Regions from separate parts of the Homo sapiens genome. Here region 2 is linked to region 1. Evidence: read pairs that join two places in POLR2A ChIA-PET (ENCODE). Cell type or tissue: PC-9. All regions are shown on one strand. Each heading gives the region's core, and the rest is flanking DNA. Links, peaks and the distances in the headings are about the cores only.

The links. Peaks named below come from ENCODE experiments on the same cell type or tissue, not always from the same donor. Only the 100,000 strongest peaks of a DNase experiment are listed, where the experiment ranks them.
Region 2: POLR2A ChIA-PET joins it to region 1 with 13 read pairs; 2 of 35 experiments call an interaction of 5 or more read pairs at or near these places.

The regions. Positions count from the first base shown.
Region 1 is chr10:73,104,806-73,116,108 of GRCh38, forward strand. NUDT13 (nudix hydrolase 13) reads left to right here and starts at 5,650. Exons shown (of 9, transcript NM_015901.6): 1 at 5,650-5,762; 2 at 9,552-9,643. The coding sequence starts at 9,561. RefSeq lists a silencer at 2,382-2,622. In PC-9, for the core only: no CTCF peak of the experiment used is centred there; DNase peaks (open chromatin) are centred at 5,686, 6,296 and 6,796; H3K4me3 peaks cover 2,102 bases; H3K27ac peaks cover 3,711 bases.
Region 2 is chr10:72,681,322-72,692,624 of GRCh38, forward strand. MCU (mitochondrial calcium uniporter) reads left to right here and starts at 10,822. Exons shown (of 8, transcript NM_138357.3): 1 at 10,822-10,980. The coding sequence starts at 10,831. RefSeq lists an enhancer at 10,440-10,499 and silencers at 10,700-11,159, 11,250-11,299. In PC-9, for the core only: no CTCF peak of the experiment used is centred there; DNase peaks (open chromatin) are centred at 7,020 and 10,720; H3K4me3 peaks cover 1,423 bases; H3K27ac peaks cover 1,603 bases.

The sequences.
Region 1 (11,303 bases), core at 2,084-10,083:
GAAGATATGGAGAAAGGAGAATTCTCATACACCGTTGGTAGGAATGTAAATTAGTACAGCCACTATGGAGAACAGGATGAAGGTTCCCCAAAAAACTAAAAATAGGACTATCATCTTAATATAATCCAGCAATCCTACTGCTGGGTATTAACCCAAAAGAAAACAAATCAGTACATCAAAGAGATATCTGGCCAGGCATGGTGGCTCATGCCTGTAATCCTAGCACTTTGGGAGGCCGAGGCTGGTGGATCACTTGAGGGCAGGAGTTTGAGACCAGCCTGGGCAACATGGCGAAACCCTGTCTCTACTAAAAATACAAAAATTGGCAGGGCGCGGTGGCTCACGCCTGTAATCCCAGCACTTTGGGAGGCCGAGGCGGGTGGATCACGAGGTCAAGAGATCGAGACTATCCTGGCTAACATGGTGAAACACCGTCTATACTAAAAATACAAAAAATTAGCCGGGCGCGGTGGCAGGCGCCTGTAGTCCCAGCTACTCGCTACTCGGGAGGCTGAGGCAGGAGAATGGCGTGAACCCGGGAGGCGGAGCTTGCAGTGAGCTGAGATCGCGCCACTGCTCTCCAGCCTGGGCGACAGAGCGAGACTCCGTCTCAGAAAAAAAAAAAAAATTAGCCGGGTTTGGTGGCGGGTGCCTGTGTTCCCAGCTCCTGGGGAGGCTGAGGCTGGATCACTTGAGCCTGGGAGGTTGAGGCTGCAGTAAGCCGTGACTGCGCCATTGCACTCCAGCCTGGGCGACAGAGGGAGACTTTGTCTTTTTTTGTTTGTTTGTTTGAGACAGAGTCTCCCTCTATCGCCCAGGATGGAGTGCAAGTGGCGCGATCTCGGCTCACTGATACCTCTGCTTCCCGGGTCCCAGTTCAAGCAATTCTTCCTCAGCCTCCGGAGTAGCTGGGATTACAGGCACGCGCCACCATACCTAGCTAATTTTTGTATTTTTAGTAGAGACAGGGTTTCTCCATATTGGCCAGGCTGGTCTTGAACTCCTGACCTCGTGATCCACCCGCCTCGACCTCCCAAAGTGCTAGGATTACGGTCGTGAGCCACCGCGCCCGGCCAAGATCCTGTCTTAAAAAAAAAAAAATCCCACAAAAAACAAAATCCTGTTTCCATGAGCAGTTACTCCTCATTATCTTTGAACACTATCCTCATCCCCATCCCTAGGCACTTTTTGTCTTACAGATTTGCCTATTCTGAATATTTCACATAAGTGCAATCACAACCCTAGGTATATTTCATATAAATTGCCCCCATTCCTAGGCAGCCACTAATCTGCTTTCTGTCTCTATAGATTTGCCTGTTATGAACATTTCGTAGGAATACAATATGTACTCTTTTGTGACTGGATTATTTCACTTAGCATAATGTTTTCAAGCTTTATCCATATTGTAGTATATATAATTCCTCTTTGTTGCCAGAAATATGTCATTGCATGGTTGGATATGCCACATTTTGCTTCTCCATTTATCAGTTGATAGTCACTTGGGTTGTTTGTACTTTTTTTGAATATTGTGAATAATGCTTCACAAAAATTAATTTACAAGTTTTTGTGGACATTTGTTTTCAATTCTCTTGGGAATATAAATCCAGGAGTTAAATTGCTGGGTCATTTGGTAACTCTATATTTAACTTTACGAGGAACCACCAAACTGTTTTCAAAAGCGGCAGCACCATTTACAATTTTACCAGCTGTGTATGAGGATTCCAATTCCACCACATCCTCACCACTCCTTGTCATTATCTGCATTTTGATTGTAGCTATCCTATTGGGTATAAAATGATATCTCATTATGATTTTGATTTGCATTTCCCATGCAAATCTTTTCATGTGCTTATGGGTCATTTTTCTATCTTCCTTGAAGACGTATCTATTCAGATTCTTTGCTCATTTTAAAATTTGGTTGTTTATCTTTTTATTACTGTGTTATTTAAGTGTTCTTTATATATTCCAGATAGAAGTCCCTTATCAGATACATGTCTTGCAATAATTTTTCCCAATTCTGTGAGTTATCTTTCTATATTCTTCATGATATTGTTTGTAGCACAAAAGTTCTTAAAATTTTGATGTCTTATTTTTTCCTTTGTTGCTTATGCAAAAAAAGCCAGATGAGATTTTAATAGAAATTGCATTGAATCTGTAGATCAATTTGGGGAATATGCCATTTTAACCAAATTAGGCCTTCCAATTTATGAACATGGGATTCTTTCAATCCTTCCAATATTTTCCAATATTTATGTTCAACTTCTCTACCTCACACCCAGTCAGAGATACAATCCAGGTCTATAGTATGGTGGTCAAAAGTACAGATTCTTTCTTAAGACAGATTTAGTTTAATATCCCAACACTTCTACTGATTAGCTGTGTAAATATGGACAAATTACTTTTCTTTTTTTTTTTTTTGAGATGGAGTTTCACTCTGTTGCCCAGGCTGGAATGTAGTCGCTCAATCTTGGCTCACTGCAACCTCCACCTCCTGGGTTCAAGCGATTCTCTTGTCTCAGCCTCCCGAGTAGCTGGGGCTACAAGAGCACGCCACCACACTTGGCTCATTTTTGTATTTTTAGTAGAGACGGGGTTTCACGATATTGGCCAGGCTGGTCTCAAACTCCTGACCTTGTGATCCACCCGCCTTGGCCTCCCAAAGTGCTGGGATTACAGGTGTGAGCCACCGCGCCTCCCCTACTTAATTTTTCTAAGCCTATGTTTTCTCATCTGTAACGTGCAATTTTTTTTTTTTTAGACAGGGTGTCTCTGTCACCAAGCTGGATGGAGTGCAGCATCATGATCTCGGCTCACTCCTGGGCTCAAGCAGTCCTCCTATCTCAGCCTCCTGAGTAGCTGGGACCGCAGGTGCATGCCACCATGCCCAGCTAATTTTCGTATTTTTTGTAGAGATGGTGTTTTGTCATGTTGCTCAGGCTGGTTTCTTGAACTCCTGAACTCAAGCAATCTTCCCACCTCAGTCCCCAAAGTGCTGGGATTACAGGCGTGTGCCACCACACGTAGCCTAAAGTACAAATTTTAATACAGATTTCATAGGATGTGAGGATTAATGACAAATATGTGGGACACTTAGCATAGTGCCTGGAACACAGCAAATGCTCAGTCTGAGCTATTTTTATTATTATAGCACTTAACAATTACTACAAAAAGTTATTTTGACTTTTTAAATTATTAGAGCCCCAATTTCCCCCTAAGCATCCTTAGAATCCATTGACTTTATATCTTGTTTCCCTACAATTTTCTGTGTCTTCCTTAAGGATAATGAACCAATCTGATTTTTTTTTTTTTTTTTTCAGACAATGTCTCGCTCTGTCACCCAGGCTGGAGTGCAGTGGCGCAATCTCAGCTCACTGCAACCTCTGCCTCTCGGGTTCAAGCGATTCTTGTGCCTTAGCCTCCCAAGTAGCTGGGACTACAGGTATGTGACACCAGACCTGGCTTAATTTTGTATTTTTAGTAGGGTTTCACCATGTTGGCCAGGCTGGTCTAAAACTCCTGACCTCAAATGATGTGCCCACCTCGGGCTCCCAAAGTGCTGGGATTACAGGCATGAGCCACCATGCCCGGCCTACTCTGATCTCATCTCTGATCACCATGCTCTTTCCTAGCCTTTCCTCAAACGGCACACTCCCACCCCAGGGCCTTTGCATATGCTTATTTTGCTCTGTCTACAAATCTCTTTCCATAGATATAAATTTGGTTTCTTCATCACCTTCTTCAGGGTCTTTGTTTAAATATTATCTTAACAATGAGGCTGACCATCCTATATAAAATAGCAAAATAATCCCTCTACTTATCTTGCTTTATTTTTCTTCTTAAGCTTTATAACCACGACACATTGTATATTTACTCGTTTGTTTCCCCTTCTAGAATGTAAGTTACATGAGGACAGAGATTTTCATGTTTTGTTCCCTGCTGTATCCTATCCCTATAACAGTCCTAGGCACATTGGGTACTCATTAAATACATGTTGAATGAGTGGACTTCTTCTCTTGGCTGGGTGCGGTGGCTCACGCCTGTAATCCCAGCACTTTGGAAGGCTGAGGCGAGTGGATCACTTGAGGTCAGAAGTTTAAGACAGCCTGGTCAACATGGCGAAACCCTGGCTTTACTAAAAATACAAAAATTAGCCAGGCATGGTGGTGTGCACCTGTTATCCCAGCTGCTCGGGAGGCTGAAGCAGGAGAATCACTTGACTCCGGAGGAGGAGGTTTCAGTAAGCCAAGATTGTACGTACCACTGCTCTCCAACCTGAGCGACAGAGCAACTCCATCTCAAAAAAAAAAAAAGTGTCTTCTCTCATAGGCAAGTAACTTCAGTAGTAAAACGAGAAGAGAGCAGCACCAAAGTAGCTCTGCTGAGAGGTGAAGCCAGCTGGACTTCCTGGGTGGAGTGGGGACTTGGTGAACTTTTCTGTCTAGTTAGAGAATTGTAAATGCACCAATCAGCACACTGTAAAAATGCACCAATCAGCACTCTGTGTCCAGCTAAAGGATTGTAAACACACCAATCAGCACTCTGTAAAAATGCACCAATCAGCGCTCTGTGTCTAGGTAAAGGATTGTAAACGCACCAATCAGCACTCTGTTTCCAGCTAAAGGATTGTAAACACACCAATCAGCACTCTGTAAAAATGCACCAATCAGTGCTCTGTGTCTAGCTAAAGGATTGTAAACACACCAATCAGCACTCTGTGTCTAGCTAAAGGATTGTAAATGCACCAATCAGCACTGTGTCTAGCTAAAGGATTGTAAACGCACCAATCAGCACTCTGTAAAAACGCACCAATCAGCACTCTGTGTCTAGCTAAAGGATTGTAAATGCACAAATCAGCACTCTGTCAAATGGACCAATCAGCACTCCATAAAATGGACCAATCAGTGCTCTGTAAAATGGACCATTCAGCAGGATGTGGGCAGGGACAAATAAGGGAATAAAAGCTGGCACCCCCAACAGCAGCGGCAACCTACTCGGGTCCCCTTCCACGCTGTGGAAGCTTTGTTCTCTCGCTCTTCACAATAAATCTTGCTGCTGCTCACTCTTTGGGTTCGTGCCACCTTTAAGAGCTATAACACTCACCGAAAGCTCCACGGCTTCATTCTTGAAGTCAGCAAGACCAAGAACCCACTGGAAGGAACCAACTCCGGACACACTTCTAGGAGACTACTTCCAGTCAAATGGAATGCGCTTCCTCTGATCAAGAAATGAATCCTACCATAAGTTCAAACATATCTATACATACCTATACAGAGTCCCATCCTTTTAAATTGGAAGAACTTCATGAAATTTTAGAGCTAGTTCTAAAGTGTGCAGAGAGAGAACTAGAGATATACTAAGGTTAAAAGGTATTTGATTCCCACCCCTGCTTCATCCTCTCCCCAGCCTCATAATATATGCCTTCTGTGTATGAGGGTGGACTTAATGACTTTATCTTTTTTTAATTAAAAAATGGATCTAATACTAACCTACTTTCTCCAAGGATACAGTAGTTCTCTTGGTAATAAGATCTTAGATGTTCATGCTTTTGACAATCATGGTTAACTTGCAGCTGGAGAACACAGCAGCATGCCTGGGAACTGAACTACAATTCCCAGAGTGCATCTCTAGGAGGATTCTGGGAAGTGTGGCAGAAGCAGCAATGGTCCCTCCAGGGAACGGAAGCCGTTGAACGTGAACATTTGGAGTTTCCTCTTTTGTGCTGATTCCTGAGGACTAGGAAGGTGCCCCGAAAAGAATTCAGAGTGAGTACAGTGAAACAGAAACCTGCTCAGCTTCTAAGTGCAGGAAGGACTTCACAGGGAGGCATGATCAGAACTTGAAAAAAGGTCGTGGTCACAGCATTTTAACATTTTAGCTTAATCTCTTCCTTTTTGCAGAAACCAGGGATATAACCATAGTTTTGCCTCATAACTGTGGAGCTACATCAGTAACCACAGCTCATCATTTTCTGATACTTTTTTGGAGAGTCATTTAAAAATGGAACTTGCCAACCTCTCACATTGTGCCTTAATTTTTATTTTTTTTTAAAGGAGGGAAAATTATTTTTTAGAAAGCAAACTATAAAGCAGGTCAGTGAGACCTTCAAAGCTGTATTCCCGTGGTTCCTCAGTTTTCCATATTTCCCTGTCCCATGGAGGTCCACAGTCGTGGAGAAACGGACTCTAAACACAGGCGAAGTATCACTTGGTCGCCCAGGCTGGAGTGCAGTGACACGATCTCCACTCACTGCAAGCTCCGCCTCCTGGGTTCATGCCATTCTCCTGCCTCATACTCCCTAGTAGCTGGGACTACAGGCGCCCGCCACCACGCCCAGCCACTTTTTTTTGTATTTTTAACAGAGACGGGGTTTCACCGTGTTAGCCAGGATGGTCTCGATCTCCTGACCTCGTGATCCGCCCACCTCGGCCTCCCAAAGTGCTGGGATTACAGACGTGAGCCACCGCGCCCGGCCTAAAAAAAGGTCTCTTAAATACTAGGGAACCTGGCCTCTTCACGGTGGAAGTAACCACTAGATTCAAGATGGGCTTTTTTTGTTTTGTCTTGTTTTGTTTTGTTTTTTTGTTTTGAGACGGAGTCTCGCTCTGTCGCCCAGGCTGGAGTGCAGTGGCGCGATCTCGGCTCACTACAAGATGGGCTTTTTTGTCACGCTGTAGTACTTTATAATCTTTCTTCTGGAAAGATGAACAGGATAAGAAACGTGTGAATCATTTGTGTTGGGGAGTTCAAAGAAACTCTTAATGTTAAAGCACCTTGCCTCATCATTTAGTAGTTGGGTAAGACTGCTATTACCTTTCATCTCTATCAAACATTGTACTTTTAAAAACATAAATAGCTCTGTGACCATCAGCTCATGAGTCAGCAGCCATGATAATCTACAACTGGCTAAGGTTAATTTAGTAGCAGAAACTAGGCAAAACATCAGGCAGCAGTTCCCAAGGTCCAAGAAACTCACCAAATGAATTCCCTTTGGCTCATGGAATATGGTGAGGTGTTTTGGGGAACAGTGGCATGGAGGTAGCCTCATTAACCAGTTAGTCTCAGGAACTACTATTTTATTAGGCTTTTCTTTTGTCTTAAAAGGAATAAGTACACATGGCTAATTTTTTTTTCAGTACAGAAAAATGAACAAAATAAAAATTACAGGCACCTTTTTCAATATTTGTCTTCATCCCACTCCCCCAAATTAGTCACTCTTTAATAGTTTGGTATGTATACTTCTAGTCATTTGAAAAATATAAATAAGGCCGGGGGCAGTGGCTCTTGCCTGTAATCCCAGCACTTTGGGAGACCCAGGCAGGCAGATCACCTGAGAACAGGAGTTCGAGACCAGCCTGACCAACATGGAGAAACCCCATCTCTACTAAAAAAAATACAAAATTAGCTAGGCGTGGTGGCGTATGCCTGTAATCCCAACTACTCGAGAGGCTGAGGCAGGAGAATCGCTTGAACCCGGGAGGTGGAGGTTGCGGTGAGCCGAGATTGCGCCATTGCACTCCAGCCCGGGCAACAAGAGCGAAACTCCGTCTCAAAAAAAAATAGAAAGAAAAATATAATTAAATACATATAATTTATGTATATTGGTATGTCTGTGTCCTTTTTTTTATAAATAATTAGGTCATGTTAACCAACTGTTACCTGTTTTTTTCTCCAGCTTTATTAAGGTATAATATTAAGGTATTAAAGTATAATATATACTTTTTGACAAAAAAAGTATATATTTATAGTTTACAATGTGATGTTTTGATACAGGTATACATTGTGAAATGATTAAATCTAGCAAATTAATATATTCATCACCTCACATTTTTTGTGTGTGTTGAGAATATTTAATATCTACTTTCTTAGTAATTTCCAAGTATATAATATATTATGAACTATAGTTACCATACAACACAATAGATATCCAGAATTTATTCATCCTAACTGAAACTTTGTACACTTTGACTAGTATCACCTCCAATTCCTCCTTGCTTTTTTTGTTTACTTAATAATGTGTTCTAAGTCTCTCTCCCTGTTACTATATATATATATTTTTTTCACTGTTATATTATTTTCTATTTGTTCTTTTTCTTTTTTTTAAGACGACGTTTTGCTCTTGTTGCCCAGGCTGGAGTGCAATGGCACGATCTCTGCTCACTGCAACCTCTGCCTCCTAGGTTCAAGCGATTCTCCTGCCTCAGCCTCCCAAGTAGGCAGGATTACAAGCGTGTGCCACCACGCCCAGCTAATTTTGTATTTTTAGTAGAGATGGGGTTTCTCCATGTTGGTGAGGCTGGTCTCGAACTCCTGACCTCGGGTGATCCGCCCGCCTCGGCCTCCCAAAGTGCTGGGATTACAGGCGTGAGCCACCGCACCCAGCCCTTCTATTTGTTCTTAAGTCGCGTATTAATCCATTTTATCATAATTTTCAGTTAACGTTCTTGTACATATCCTTTCCTTCCTAGGGTAAATTCCTAAACATGGAATTGCTGAGGAAAAAGAGAGGCTTATTATTTGACACTTTAATAGATATTTCCAAATCAACCTGTAAAAATATCATACCAGTTTACATTCTGAGTGGTGTATGAGCCAGAAATAATGACTTTAAATACATTTTTTATAGTATATCACACTAGTTTTGGGGTTATTAAAGTAGGAATAATACTTTTAATAATCTCCTAGAGTGCTTTGCAACCCACATATTGCATACTGCCTTCTGTGAAAGCTGGCTATATATTTGTTTTCTCTCTCCTGCTAGAGTTCCTTGAGGGCAGGGATTTTCATCTTTTACATTTTTGTGTTCTTTAAGGGACCCTGAATAAAGTCAGTACTCAATAAATACTTTGTTGAATGTCATTTGCTAAATATATTTTACCCATGGCTAGGACATAGATTGTAGCCAAAACTGTCCAAGAATTCATCATCAGTGATTCATAATTATGCAACCAAGAAGTAGGACTAAATTTTAGATGTTCCTCGGTCATTTAGTGTCAAAGCTGGCTTTCCTCAGACACAGTGAAAAGGGTGGTTGGTTATTTAACTGTAATGAATTCTTGACTTTTTTTACTGCCAATGTGAGAGGTACTTTTCATGGGGAATAAAATACTGATATACAATTTAAAGGGACCATCTTGGCCAGAATGGATTATTTAGTTACAGATTTTTTTTCTTTCCCAATGAGCAACAAAAAAATAGAAAATATCTTGGATCCATGTGAATTTGCATAGCTGCCTTCTGAAAAAATTTCCTAATGTTGTGACTTTATATATTCTTATCTACAGGATTCCTTCTACTTCATTCTTACTCTAAGTGGGTAGAACAGGTTTCAGTTTTCTAGATCATGAAAGAAGTACTGAAATGTTGAGATCCCATAGCTACTTAGGGGTAGAAATGCAATTTAGAAACAAGATCACCTGACTCCTATTGAGTTTGTCTTTCCTTAATATTACAGAGTGATCCCATTCTGGCTTAAAGTATAACCCTCTTGGCAATTCATTACTTTAAATTTCATATTATGACTTTTTTTAAAACTCCTTTTTTTTTTTTTTAAGGACCTGACAATGTCCCTGTATTGTGGAATAGCTTGCAGGAGAAAATTTTTTTGGTGCTATAGGCTGCTGTCAACCTATGTTACTAAGACACGGTGAGTTTTAGCCAACCTGAGCTTTGATTATTCTGTTTGGCCCATTAAACTATTGTGATATTATGATTTTATATATATATTTAGGTTTATGATTATTATATATACATTATATATTACTATATTTGTGTGTGTGTATATGTGTGTGTGTGTATATATATATATTCATATATATATATATTCATCCATGGTTTCTGGCTCATAACTCCTATGGCCCTTATTACAGTCTTTTGTTATAATGTGGGGCACTTTAGACCTCAGGGGCAGGCCTCAGGAAACAAAATCTCTTTTACCTTCTCCTGTCCTCCTTTTACCTGCCCATGGCAGGACTCTAATCTGATTGCGGGTCCAAAGACCCTCATTCCAGAGAGGGTTGTGCCCCATACTCCGGAGGAAGGAAGGCTGCACAGAGAGGCCAAGGAGAACCTGAACAGACAGGCATTGCTGGGTTTCCGGTCAGTCTATTATTATGAAATCATAACCATTTTGTCCAATCAGATTTCTACATGGTTGTCAATCATGCCTATGTAATGAAGCCACCATAAAAACCCAAAAGGACAGGGTTCAGAGAGCCTCTGGATAGCTGAACACATGGAAGTTCCTGGAGGGTGGTGCACCCAGGGAGTCATGGAAGCTCTGCACCCTCCCCCCACATACCTGACCTAAATGCATCTCTTCATTTGTATCCTTCGTAATATCCTATATAATAAACCAGTAAACATCAAAAAATATATATTTTTACTTTTTTAGAGATGGAGTCTCACTCTGTCACTCAGGCTGAAGTGCAGTGGTACAATCTTGGCTCACTGAAGCCTTGATCTCCTGGGGTCAAGCGATCCTCCCACCTCAAACCCCCAAGTAGCTGGGACTACAGGCATATGCCACCATGCCTGGCTAATTTTTATATTTTTGTGTAGAGACAGGGTTTTGCCATGTTGTCCATGCTGGTCTGAACTGAGCTCTGGCAATCCACCTGCCTTGACCTCCCAAAGTGTTGGGATTACAGGCGTAAGTCACCAAACCTGGCCGAAAAATTTTAAACAAACTAAATATCCAATAATATCTAAAATATCTCACACACTTGAATATAAGTTCTATTAAGATCAGACTTTGTCTTTCCACTGTGGTACCCCTACTTCATAAAACAGTGCCTGGCACATGGTAGGCACTAAAGTACTGTTGAATGAATGAACAGTAAGGGAGAAATTAAGTAAATTAAGGTACTATAATAGAATAATAAACATGTTAAAATTATATTGTTCTATTCCTGTCACTTCAGATGAAAAAAACTGTATTGAATAATATTTCATGAAGTTTCCTATAAATAAAGTAGATAACCCCACCCCCTTCCCCCAAGAACTAAACTTCAGTGAAAGGTAGAGTAGGAAAACAAAATCTACAATAGCACATGAAGATGATAAAGACTTTTTTGTCTTAGCCTAGGGAAATTAGAAATCTGTGAATTTGAAATCACTAGCCTGCTTTCATACAGTTTTGGGGGTTAAATTTATACCATCTATGTGGTGTGGTTCTAGAACCCTTAACCTAAGAAATAATTTTTTTTTCTTTTTTTTCTTTTTGAGACAGGATCTTGCTCTGTCACACAGGCTGGAGTGCAGTGCTATGATCATAGCTCACTGCAGCCTCAACCTCCCAGGCTGAA
Region 2 (11,303 bases), core at 3,304-11,303, 420 kb before region 1:
GACGGGGTTTCACCACATTGGCCAGGCTGGTCTTAAACTCCTGACTTCAGTGATCTGCTCACCTTGGCTTCCCAAAGTGCTGGGATTACAGGCATGAGCCACCGCACCCAACCTGAATTTGGGCAGATTCTTAACCTCAATTTCTTCATTTATAAAAGAGGAATACTAAATTGTTTAATACAGATTCCTTAATACAAATTCTTTTTTTTTTTTTTTGAGATGGAGTCTCAATCTGTTGCCCAGGCTAGAGTACAGTGGCACGATCTCAGCTCACCGCAACCTTTGCCACCCAGGTTCAAGCGATTCTCCTGCTTCAGCCTCCCAAATCGCTGGGATTATAGGCGCCTGCCACTGCGCCCAGCTAATTTTTGTAGTTTTAGTAGAGACGGGATTTCACCATCTTGGCCAGGCTCGTCTTGAGCTCCTGACCTCATGATCTACCCACCTCGGCCTCCCAAAGTGCTGGGATTACAGGCGTGAGGCACCAGGCCCGGCAATACAAATTCTTAACACAAATTTCTTAATCTGTTTTATGAGATACTTTGTCACCTGCTCCTATTGCCTCTCTGATATCAAATGTTGCTACTCTCCCTCTGGCATTTACTCCTACTAATCTTTCAGACCTCACCCAATATTGCTTCCCTGGAAGTGCCTTCTCAGATCCTCAAATCTGGGTGAATGACCTCCTACAATCCTCCCCTGCTTCCCTTATTTTTATTATATGGTAAGCTTTGTTAGGCCAGAGACTTCATTTTGTTAGCTGTGGTAACTTAACCAAGTCATATTATTTGTTGAAATAAAGAGTTAATTTCTTGGACCTCAAGGATAACCATTACTGCAGTTGCAGAATTTGTTTTATTAAATTTAAGAAGTATTTCAGATCCTTTTAGCTAGGAGATGTCTGGACGCAGTGTAGTTACAGCTAACAGATTTGGAAGAGTATAAAGCCAAAGTTCATCTTATTTATTCAGATGCTTTTAGGAACTATTCTTTGTGACCAGCATTTATTAAAAGTGTATCTGTCAAGATGAAACAAAAATTGAGAATTCCATCCTAAAGGATGCATTCTAGAGATGATTAGGGTTTTACTTTTCAAAATTAGCCTGCTTAGTATTAGCTTATATGTAAAATTTAATTCAAGAAGATTCACTTATGTCCCAGGACTTTTTCTTTTTTTCGAGACAGCGTCTTGCTCTGTTGCCCAGGCTGGAGTGCAGTGGCACGATCTCAGCTCACTGCAACCTCCACCTCCCAGGTTCAAGTGATTCTCCTGCCTCAGCCTCCCGAGTAGCTGGGACTACAAGCATGTGCCACTATGCCCGGCTAATTTTTTGTATTTTTTAATAGAGATGGGGAGCCACCACACCCGGCAAGGACTTTTTTTTTTTTTTTTTTTAAGAGATGGAGTCTTGCTTTGTTGCCAAGGCTGGAGTGCAGGCATGTGATCTCAGCTCACTGCAGCCTCATCCTTCCTGGCTCAAGCGATCTTATCACCTCAGCCTACTGAGTAGCTGGGACCACAAGCATGTGCCACCACGCCTGGCTAATTTTGCTTATTTTTTGTAGAGACAAGGTCTCATTGTGTTGTCCAGGATGGTCTCAAGTTCCTGAGCTCAAGCAGTCTTCCTACCTCAGCTTCCCGAAGTGCTGGGATTACAGGCATGAGCCACCACACCCAGCCGGTCCCAGGACTATTTCTGAGAAGGGGACCTGGTTGGCAAACAAGCAGTTATTTGTCTCTTCATATTTTTTCACCTTCCAAAAGGCAAAATTGGTAAGAAAGCAGCAAAGCAGCAAAGGCGATTTTAAAAGAACCATTACATCTTTACAATCTTTATTAAATCCTCTTTGATATCAAATCTATATTGTGGGAGGTAATAATAAAGATATTTCGAAATTAACTTGGCATTCTGAGTAAGGACCTTTCACATGTCTTGGGTTAATCATCTAGTGGTATTATGTGAAAACTTTCTCTTCTTGGCAATAAACAAAATATTTTTATCAAATAAATAATAGGCATAATTGCTTCAGGGTCCTAAAGTAGTAGAATTTATAGATGCTGAAAACTCAGCTTAAATTTTTTATTTTATTTTATTTTTTTTGAGACAGAGTCTCGCTCTGTAGCCCAGGCTGGAGTGCAGTGGTACAATTTCGGCTCACTGCAAGCTCCACCTCCCAGGTTCATGCCATTCTCCCGCCTCAGCCTCCCGAGTAGCTGGGACTACAGGTGCCTGCCACCACGCCCGACTAATTTTTTGTATTTTTAGTAGAGACGGGGTTTCACCGTGTTAGCCAGGATGGTCTCGATCTCCTGACCTGGTGATCTGCCCGCCTCGGCCTCCCAAAGTGCTGGGATTATAGGCGTAAGCCACTGAGCCTGGCCAGCTTAAATTTTAACAAGCTTATTAGTTTAGTTATTTCCTCGATAGTGAGTAACCCAAAGGGCCCTGTTTCAACCTAATATATATATATCTTAGCAAAGCAAGGCATGAAGAAAGTAACACAATGTCATCTTATAATTCCCTGAGACAGAAATTTAGTTTTTACCCTAGGCAATGAAGTAGCTTAAAACTATTTAAATAGAATTGTACTCTACTATGCATTGACAGGAAAAAAATTACAATTTCTTTGTGTCTTTTTTTTTTTAATGGAGGCAGGGCCTCACTATGATGCCCAGGCTAGTCTCGAACTTCTGGGCTCCAGTGATCCTCCTGCCTTTGCCTCAGCTTCCCCAGTGGCTGGGATTATAGGTGTGCCACTGTACCTGGCTATTCCTCATGTCTTCTTTTTTTTTTCTTTCCGGAGTCTCGCTCTGTCACCCAGGCTGGAGTGCAGTGGCGCGATCTCGGCTCACTGCAACCTCTGCCTCCTCGGTTCAAACAGTTCTCCTGTCTCAGCCTCCTGAGTAGCTGGGACTACAGGTGCATGCCATCACACCTGGCTGATTTTTGTATTTTTAGTAGAGGCAGGGTTTCGCCATATTGGTCAGGCTGGTCTCAAACCCCTGACCTCAGGTGATTCACCCGCCTTGGCCTTCCAAAGTGCTGTCATTACAGGTGTGAGCCACTATGCCTGGCCTCTTCATGTTTTCTTAATAAAGTCATTGAGTGGGGTGATTATTACATTGGTGGTATGTTTTAAATTCATGTTATGTTAATGTTCTGAGATTACTCAAGGGATCTTTCATTCTTTGGAGTGATGTGTAAATGTTGGACTACAAAGTTATGGGAAGGATTTATTCCATTTCAAGGTCAGGGTTATGGTAGTTAGATAAATATTTCAGAAAAAGAAATACACAATATAGGGAATGCAAATTTTGGAAAATTTCTCCTCACATATGTTGCCTGGCACCTACTATTCAATATATTTTTCTTGACTGACTGACAACGAATGAATTAGTAAATTATATCAATCCAGGTCTTGTCGCCTACTCTTATCCCAACTCTGAATTAATAATAATTATTTTCTGAGCTTCAACCAATGCTTTTAGATGCTTTTGCTCCCAATTTTGGCAGCTGGAATGGCTTTTAAAGTGCCTAATTAAGAACAATTTGTTAATAATTATCTCTGAATAATTTCCTTCCCCCTTCTATTCTTTTTTTTTTTTTTTTTTTGAGACAGAGTTTTGCTCTTGTTGCCCAAGATGGAGTGCAATGGTGTGATCTTGGCTCACTGCAACCTCCAGCTCCCAGGTTCAAGCTATTCTCCTGCCTCAGCCTCCAGAGTACCTGGGATTATAGGCGCACACCATCATGCCCACTTATTTTTTGTATTTTTAGTAGAAAGGGTGTTTCACCATGTTAGCCAGGCCGGTCTTGAAGTCCTGACCTCAGGTGATCCGCCCACCTCGGCCACCAAAAGTGCTGGGATTACAGGCATGAGCCACCATGCCTGGCCTCCCTCTTCTATTTTTTAAGCTATCTTTATGCTCTCCAAGTCTTTTACTATTTTTCATTCCTTAGGTTAGTTTTTATTAAATAAAAGAGAACAAAACTTTTTCTCTCTGCCTTTTAATAAATGTGACCCTTTCTGTCATCCTTTCCTTGATCCTTTCCAAATCAGCAGCAGTTGCTGTAAGTGACGACTGAGAGACAAGATGCCAAGTGCAATGGCTAAATTTAAAGAGCAGCGTTTGCACCTGTTGTTAACCGGCAATGACCAATCTCACGCCTACAGTTTCCTCCACGCCCTGCCTGCCACCAAGTACAATCCATAGCCCAGATTCTATGTGTTCATGTGTAAATAAGTACTGATGAAGATTATATACATTATATCAAAATTGAGAACGAATATAGCTTTTTCTTTTCTTTTCTTTTCTTTTTTTTTTTAGGGATGGAGTCCTCCTATGTCACCAAGGCTGGAATGCAGTGGTATGATCATGGCTCACTGCAGCCTCAGCTTCCTGGGCTCAAGTGATACTCCCACTTCAGCCTCCCAAGCAGCTGGGACTACAGACATATGCCACCACACCAGGCTAATTTTAAAATTTTTTTGTAGAGATAGAGTCTCACTATGTTGCTCCCAGGCTGGTCTCAAACTCCCGGGCTCAAATGATCCTCCCAGCTTGGCCTCCCAACATGCTGGGATTACAGGTGTGAGCCACTGCATCCAGCCCCAAAAATAGCATTTTGAAAATATATTAGTTTAGTTTAAGAGGAGCTGAAATTTGGACAAAACCCGGCATGATATAAAGATGTATGGGACCTTGAAGAAGGCAGACTAATATGGCTCAGTATTTGATGAATTTTTGAAGACTTTTAAGGGACCAAAATAATTTTTTTAGACTTGCCATACTTTGTGAAATTCTTTTAAGATATCAGCATTGGAAGCTCCTATAAATATAAGTGTTGTATAAAAGAGGCAATCTAAGGAGGCAATCTAACTGACATCATCTAAAGTTAGCTTCAATTAATTTGCCAGATTGGCACCTCTAACCTGGAAGAGCTCTGTAGGAGAAAGATAGTAACATAAACAATTTTGATATGAAATATACATAGAATGGTGAAAGAAGGGAACTGTGGCCCAGCCAGTCAAAATAGCCTAATTAAGTAGATGTGATAATCAAGGCCTATGACAGACCTCCCAGTCAGATCAGCTCAGATCCAGGACCGAGATACTGAGATAGAAAGTCAAACAACAAATTATGAGAAGATGCAAGAGGGAGAGTTTAATTTTACTGGGACATTTACCCTCAGATGCGACCAAGCTGGTATTCAAAAGAACAGTAGGACAGGTGGCTACAGGGAGAGTAGGAGCAAAGAGTGGAGGTTGGAAGTGTCAGGGCATGTTCAGGGTACGGAGAGTAGATATCTGGGCAGGAGGCCGGGTGCGGTGGCTCATGCCTGTAATCCTAGCACTTTGGGAGGCTGAGGCGGGTGAATCACATGGACAAACCCTGTCTCTACTAAAAATACAAAATTAGCCGGGTGTGGTGGCACATGCCTGTAATCTCAGCTACTCGGGAGGCTGAAGCAGGAGAATCACTTGAACCCAGGAGGCAGAGGTTGCAGTGAGCCGAGATCACACCACTGTACTCCAGCCTGGACCACAGAGTGAGACTCCATCTCAAAAAAAAAAAAAAGATATCTGGGCAGGGGATTGCTGAGAGAGGAGCCACTTTACCAGTTTGGGATTTTTTTGTAGTTCAACCCTATTAGAGAAAGTTGTGATCTTTTGGCCCTTTTAAATGCTCTGGAATGGATGGTGTTGGGTCCCATAAGAATGTGAGCCGAATTCTTATTCACTTAGGAGGTGTGGTTTATTTAAGTGTAAAATTAGTGTCCCACCCCTTAAATCACTTCTGATAGAGACAAAAGACTTCCTATATCAAGAAGTCTAGTAAGCAGAAGATTACGGGAGACCACACGTCAACGGAACACAAAAAGGACAGCTTTAAAGTATGCTGCCAGCCTCTCAGATTCCGAGAAACACGAACAAAGATAATCCTATTTGAACAAGCCCTGCCCTTCTCAACTCAATGTTTTCCTGGAGTTCTGCTCTAGACAGAAAAACTTGCAGATTGGATGTTCCTGACCTAAAACAATGTTAGATTATAAGGCCACTAAGTTATAAAATGAATGTGGAGTCTGTCATCCTTTGGAGACCAGGACATGAGCCTCCTTCCACACAAAACATTTTACAGGGAATATATAAATCTATCTCTGACTTAGTATTTTTATTTATTCACTTTTTTGAGACATAATCTTACTCTGTCATCCAGGCCCTATCAGTGGCCCTATCATAGCTTACTGAAGCCTCCAACTCCTGGGTTTAAGGGATCCTCTCACCTCAGCCTCCTCAGTAGCTGAGAGTACTGACACGCATCACCACACCTGGCTAATTTTTTTGTAGAGCTAGGGTCTTGCCATGTTGCCCAGGCTGGTATCTCTGATTTAGAGTAGGGTCGAAATCTATATTAGAGTAAGGGAAATGGGAGTGTTGGAGGAAGAAAAAAGAGAAAAATGAGGAAGGAAAAATTGTGTGTGTGTGTGTGTGTGTGTGTGTGTGTGTGAAGTGAAAATAAATATAGATATAGACAGAAAAATATATGTCCTGCAGTTTAAGAGTAGAACCCTTCTCAACTACACTGACTAGAAATATTTATGATCCAGAGGAGCTGACAGAAAAAAGACAGAAATCATCACAGAAACTAGGAAGTCATGGGAACAGGCGTGGTAGTGATGAAGAGATGACTGCAGGTGGATATATGAGGAGAAATGGGAATAAAAACATCTGGAAAAACAGTAAAGCATAGCCAGCAAACAGGTCTAGGCTGTGGTTCGTGATAAATATTGGAAGGCGAAACCCTTTCCTTTTGGCTTTCCTCTTCGTATACCTTTTCCTGTTAAATACTGTTGATTTCACTTGAATAATAATTCGTATTATCAGTAAACAATGAAATGCAGCCCCTAGATCTCTGGGCAGATTCCTTTTATGCTTTCCTGATCATGTCAATGAACCGTGTGCATCACCTACCCTAGCTATTCTGGAATGTTTAGGCAAATACTCCACTGAGTTGAGTCATACTTGAGAGCTGACGTCAGTGTACATTTTAGTAGAGAACCCAGTTAAGGTTTCATGCTCCAGGAAGCCTGTTCTGATTAGTTTTAGCTTAAAAAAAAAAAAAAGATAGTAGAGAACCTAGTTAAGGTTTCTTGCTCCAGGAAGCCTGTTCTGATTAGTTTTAGCTTAAAAAAAAAAAAAAAAAAAAAAGATCAACCTGTGCTTAAGAGTTGGCACAGAAAACAATTCTGCAGCCATGTTGGTTTTAGTGACCATGTTTTTAAAATTACAAAGTAATATGCAGGTGAGAACAATTTACTTTTCATATATATATAAATTGTAAGATGTGTATACATATACATCTTAAATTCAAGCAGATGAGAATACTTTAAACCATTCAGAAGAATAGCTACCCCTTAAAACTTCCCAGAGGTAACATGTTTTCTTCTGGAAATTACCATCTATCTAAGTTATACATATATATAAATTACTTTAAAAAGGGTCATCTATACTGTGTTATCTATATTATTTAAATGTATAGATAGCACCTGTAATCCAAGCATTTTGGGAGGCTGAGGTGGGAGAATCACTTGAGGTCAGGAGTTCAAGACCAGCCTGGCCAACGTGGTGAAACCCCCATCTCTACCAAAAATACAAAAATTAGCTGGGCGTGGTGGTGCAACACCTGTATTCCCAGCTACTCAGGAGGCTGAGGCGAGAGGATCGCCTCTGAACCCAGGAGACAAAGCTTGCAGTGAGCCAAAATCGTGCCACTGCCCTCCAGCCTGGGCGATAGAGTGAGACTTCGTCTCAAAAAAATATATATATACACATATATAAATAAAAATATATATATTATATAATAAAAAAGTATAGATAGAATAATTTTTTTTTAAGAGAGAGAGTCTCGCTCTCTCACCCAGGCTAGAGTGCAGTGCCATGATCATAGCTCACCATAACCTCAAATTTCCTGGGCCCAAGCAAGCCTCCTGCCTCAGCCTCCTGAGTAGCTGGGACTACAGGCGTGCACCACCACACCCAACTAATTAAAAAATATATATTTTTAGAGATAGGGTCTCGCTGTGTTGCCCAGGCAAGTCTCAAATATGTGGTCTCAAATGATCCTCCTGCCTCAGTCTCTCAAAGAGCTGGGATTACAGATATGAGCCACTGTGCTTGGCCCTCAATTTTTTAATGGTTGAATAATTTTCTGTTACAAAGTTAGTGTCTAATGTATTTAACCATTTCCCTATTGGAAGACATTGAGGTTTTCTTCAACTTCTTTCTCATGAAAGTTACAATTTTTAAAAGTTTTCTGTGGTTGTCTTGCCCTCCTTTTTAAATGTAGTATCTCTGGAGTGATCAGCACAATCTCTGGCACATAGCAGGTATGTTAATTCCCTTTCCTTCTCTCTCTATATAATGTGTGTGTATATACAGGCACACACACACATACTTTTTTTTAGGTTTGAGAAGAACTTTCTGTTGAGCTATCTACACTTTCTCCTTATCAGGCTTGGCCAACCAGCTCATATGAGATATGTCCTTTGCAGCTATGAAGAAGTTTTTCTCTGTGAGGAGATAATTGATATTTGTTTAAATTAATTGCCGGCCTTGGATTATCAACACCCAGAACTGAGTATAGTCAGTGAATCCTCAGATTTATACAGCCTATCTCTCTCTGGTGCATCAGTGGTTTCATCTTAGTAGATAAAAGATGACACATTTTGGTAAATAGGTAGGATGAAAACTTTTGCTAATACTGCCCATTTCATGTTTGTGCACTTAAAAGTATTATTTACTTAGTTCTTTTGCTAATGCATATGAGTAAATCTCACTGCAGGATGCACATCTAATTTTCATGCTTGGAAAAATAGAGTAAAGGCAATTCTAGTAAAATTTCTTAAAGTGGAAAGTGGAAATGGAGCAATCCTGATTCATAGCTAGATCTGGTGACAGCACAGAAAATAAAAACAAAACTAAAATCCATGGTGATCTCTGTAAGAAGGCATGAAGGGGTGAGAGAGAAAATGGCACAGCATGGGTAAATACATCAAATGCAGTTGGGATAAATATAGATGGGTGGAAAATAATTGTAAGGGAAATTGTTCCAGGAATGTCATGGATTTCCAACTAGGGGGATTACTGTGTGCAGCTGTTGAATGGGGGCTCATTCTTGAGGTCTCAAGTTCCACCTGTTGGGCAATAAAGCCTTTTGAGTGAGTGACATGATATCTACCCCGGAGAAGCCAATCATCTCACTGTTTTGGTGTAGGTGGGGCATAAGGATTAAACAAACAAAAAACTTCCACGTCATTTTTTAGCTATTCTTGGCCAAGAAGGTACCATTTCAGTCAAACTTTAAAGAATATTCTTAGAATAAGTGATAACATTTTCTTCGTATTTATGTGTGTGTTTTGTTTTTGTTTTAAATTTATCATCTAAGGCTACACTACAAAGATGTTTTCCAAAATTTAAAATAATGCTTGTATTTGCTTCCCAAACTATTTTCCTGCTCCAGATTTTAAAAAGAGGTGTGAGAATTTAATCAGCTCATAATAATAAACAGCTAGCAAGGAAATACTCTTCTAAGGAAATTCAGGACCCAAAATCTTTCTTAGGCAGTATTCAAGGAGCCCTCATTGTGAGTTTAAGTGGAAAGAAGTGTTTTTCAAGAGAAAGTGTTTGTTATTCCAAAGCGTATTCTGATAACTATTTCGGCAAAATTATGAAGCATCATTAAAATAGCCTTTTACATGAATTTTTTTTTTTTTTTTTGAGATGGAGTCTTGCTGTGTCGCCCAGGCTGGAGTGCAATGGCCCGATCTCGGTTCACTGCAAGCTCCGTCTCCCGGGTTCACACCATTCTCCTGCCTCAGCCTCCGGAATAGCTGGGACTATAAGCGCCCGCCACCACGCCTGGCTAATTTTTTGTATTTTTAGTACAGATGGGGTTTCACCGTGTTAGCCAGGATGGTCTCGATCTCCTGACCTCGTGATCCGCCCGCCTCTGCCTCCCAAAGTGCTGGGATTACAGGCGTGAGCCACCGCGCCCGGCCTTACATGATTTTTTATTACGTTATTAATGTGTTCTGTTTCTGTAAATGCACACAAAGTCAAATATGATAAAATAGTGCTGTTTCTGGAGAGTGTGAGAATATCCGTATAAAGGTGCTGTAAAAATGAATTGGGTATTTGAGATGTATACACGTCAGTTAATTCACTCTGAAGGCATGTACTCATTCTGGGACTTTGATATTGTAATCGTTCTACCTCTCCTATATTATGCTACGCATCACAGTCATTAGATCACTCCGTGATGTAGAGTTAATTTCAGCATATCTAAATATTATCAGTTATGAATGATAATTCTAGGCGTGTAGTTGAGAGTTACAGCATACACCGTTAATGGTTATTAATTTGGTGCCTATTTTGCCAACTTAGAACACTCACTTAGAACTCAACTTCGAACAAAGCTTTTCACAAATATCTATATCCCCCGTTACTCTTATCATAGCTCTATTGTTGGTGAAGATTAGCCGAACTGAACATGCCATCTCTATTGCTGTTATTTTCACGGGTTTGGGTGTCAATTATGGGTTCCCTAGAATTTGCCCGTAATTGACTATGTCCCACTATAGGTAACTCTGGAAGGGACTGGCAGCTTCCAGTGTGGTTCTCCCGCCTGTCGATTGGACCTTGCAGGAAGCCCCGCCTCATCAACTCAGTCAAGGGCTTTAGTTGGCCCGGCGTCGGTGAGTGGCGGGTCTTAGCTCCGCCCTGGCCGTCCGCTGCGCTGCCTGGGTCGGCGCCGTTTCCAGTTGAGAGATGGCGGCCGCCGCAGGTAGATCGCTCCTGCTGCTCCTCTCCTCTCGGGGCGGCGGCGGCGGGGGCGCCGGCGGCTGCGGGGCGCTGACTGCCGGCTGCTTCCCTGGGCTGGGCGTCAGCCGCCACCGGCAGCAGCAGCACCACCGGACGGTGAGCGAGCGCGCCCGGAGGCTCCGGGGAGGGCGGGGCGGCGCTGGCGTGTGGGAGCCGCCGGCGGGCAGGCCGCCGGGGCAGCAGGCGAGTTACCTCAACTCCCGGCCGCTCCGGAGGTTGCCGGGCACCGAGGAGCCGCCGTGCCCTTCAGGCGCCTGCGGCGGCGACCAGGAAGGGAGGGCGGGCGGGAGGAAGCCGAGAGGAGGAGGAGGGGCGACGGCGGGGATGTTCCCGCAGGACTGGGGACACCAGGGCGGGGAAGGCACGGGACTTGAACCTCTCCCCGACTCGCCCCCAATCGCGTTCCCTCCCTTCTTCGT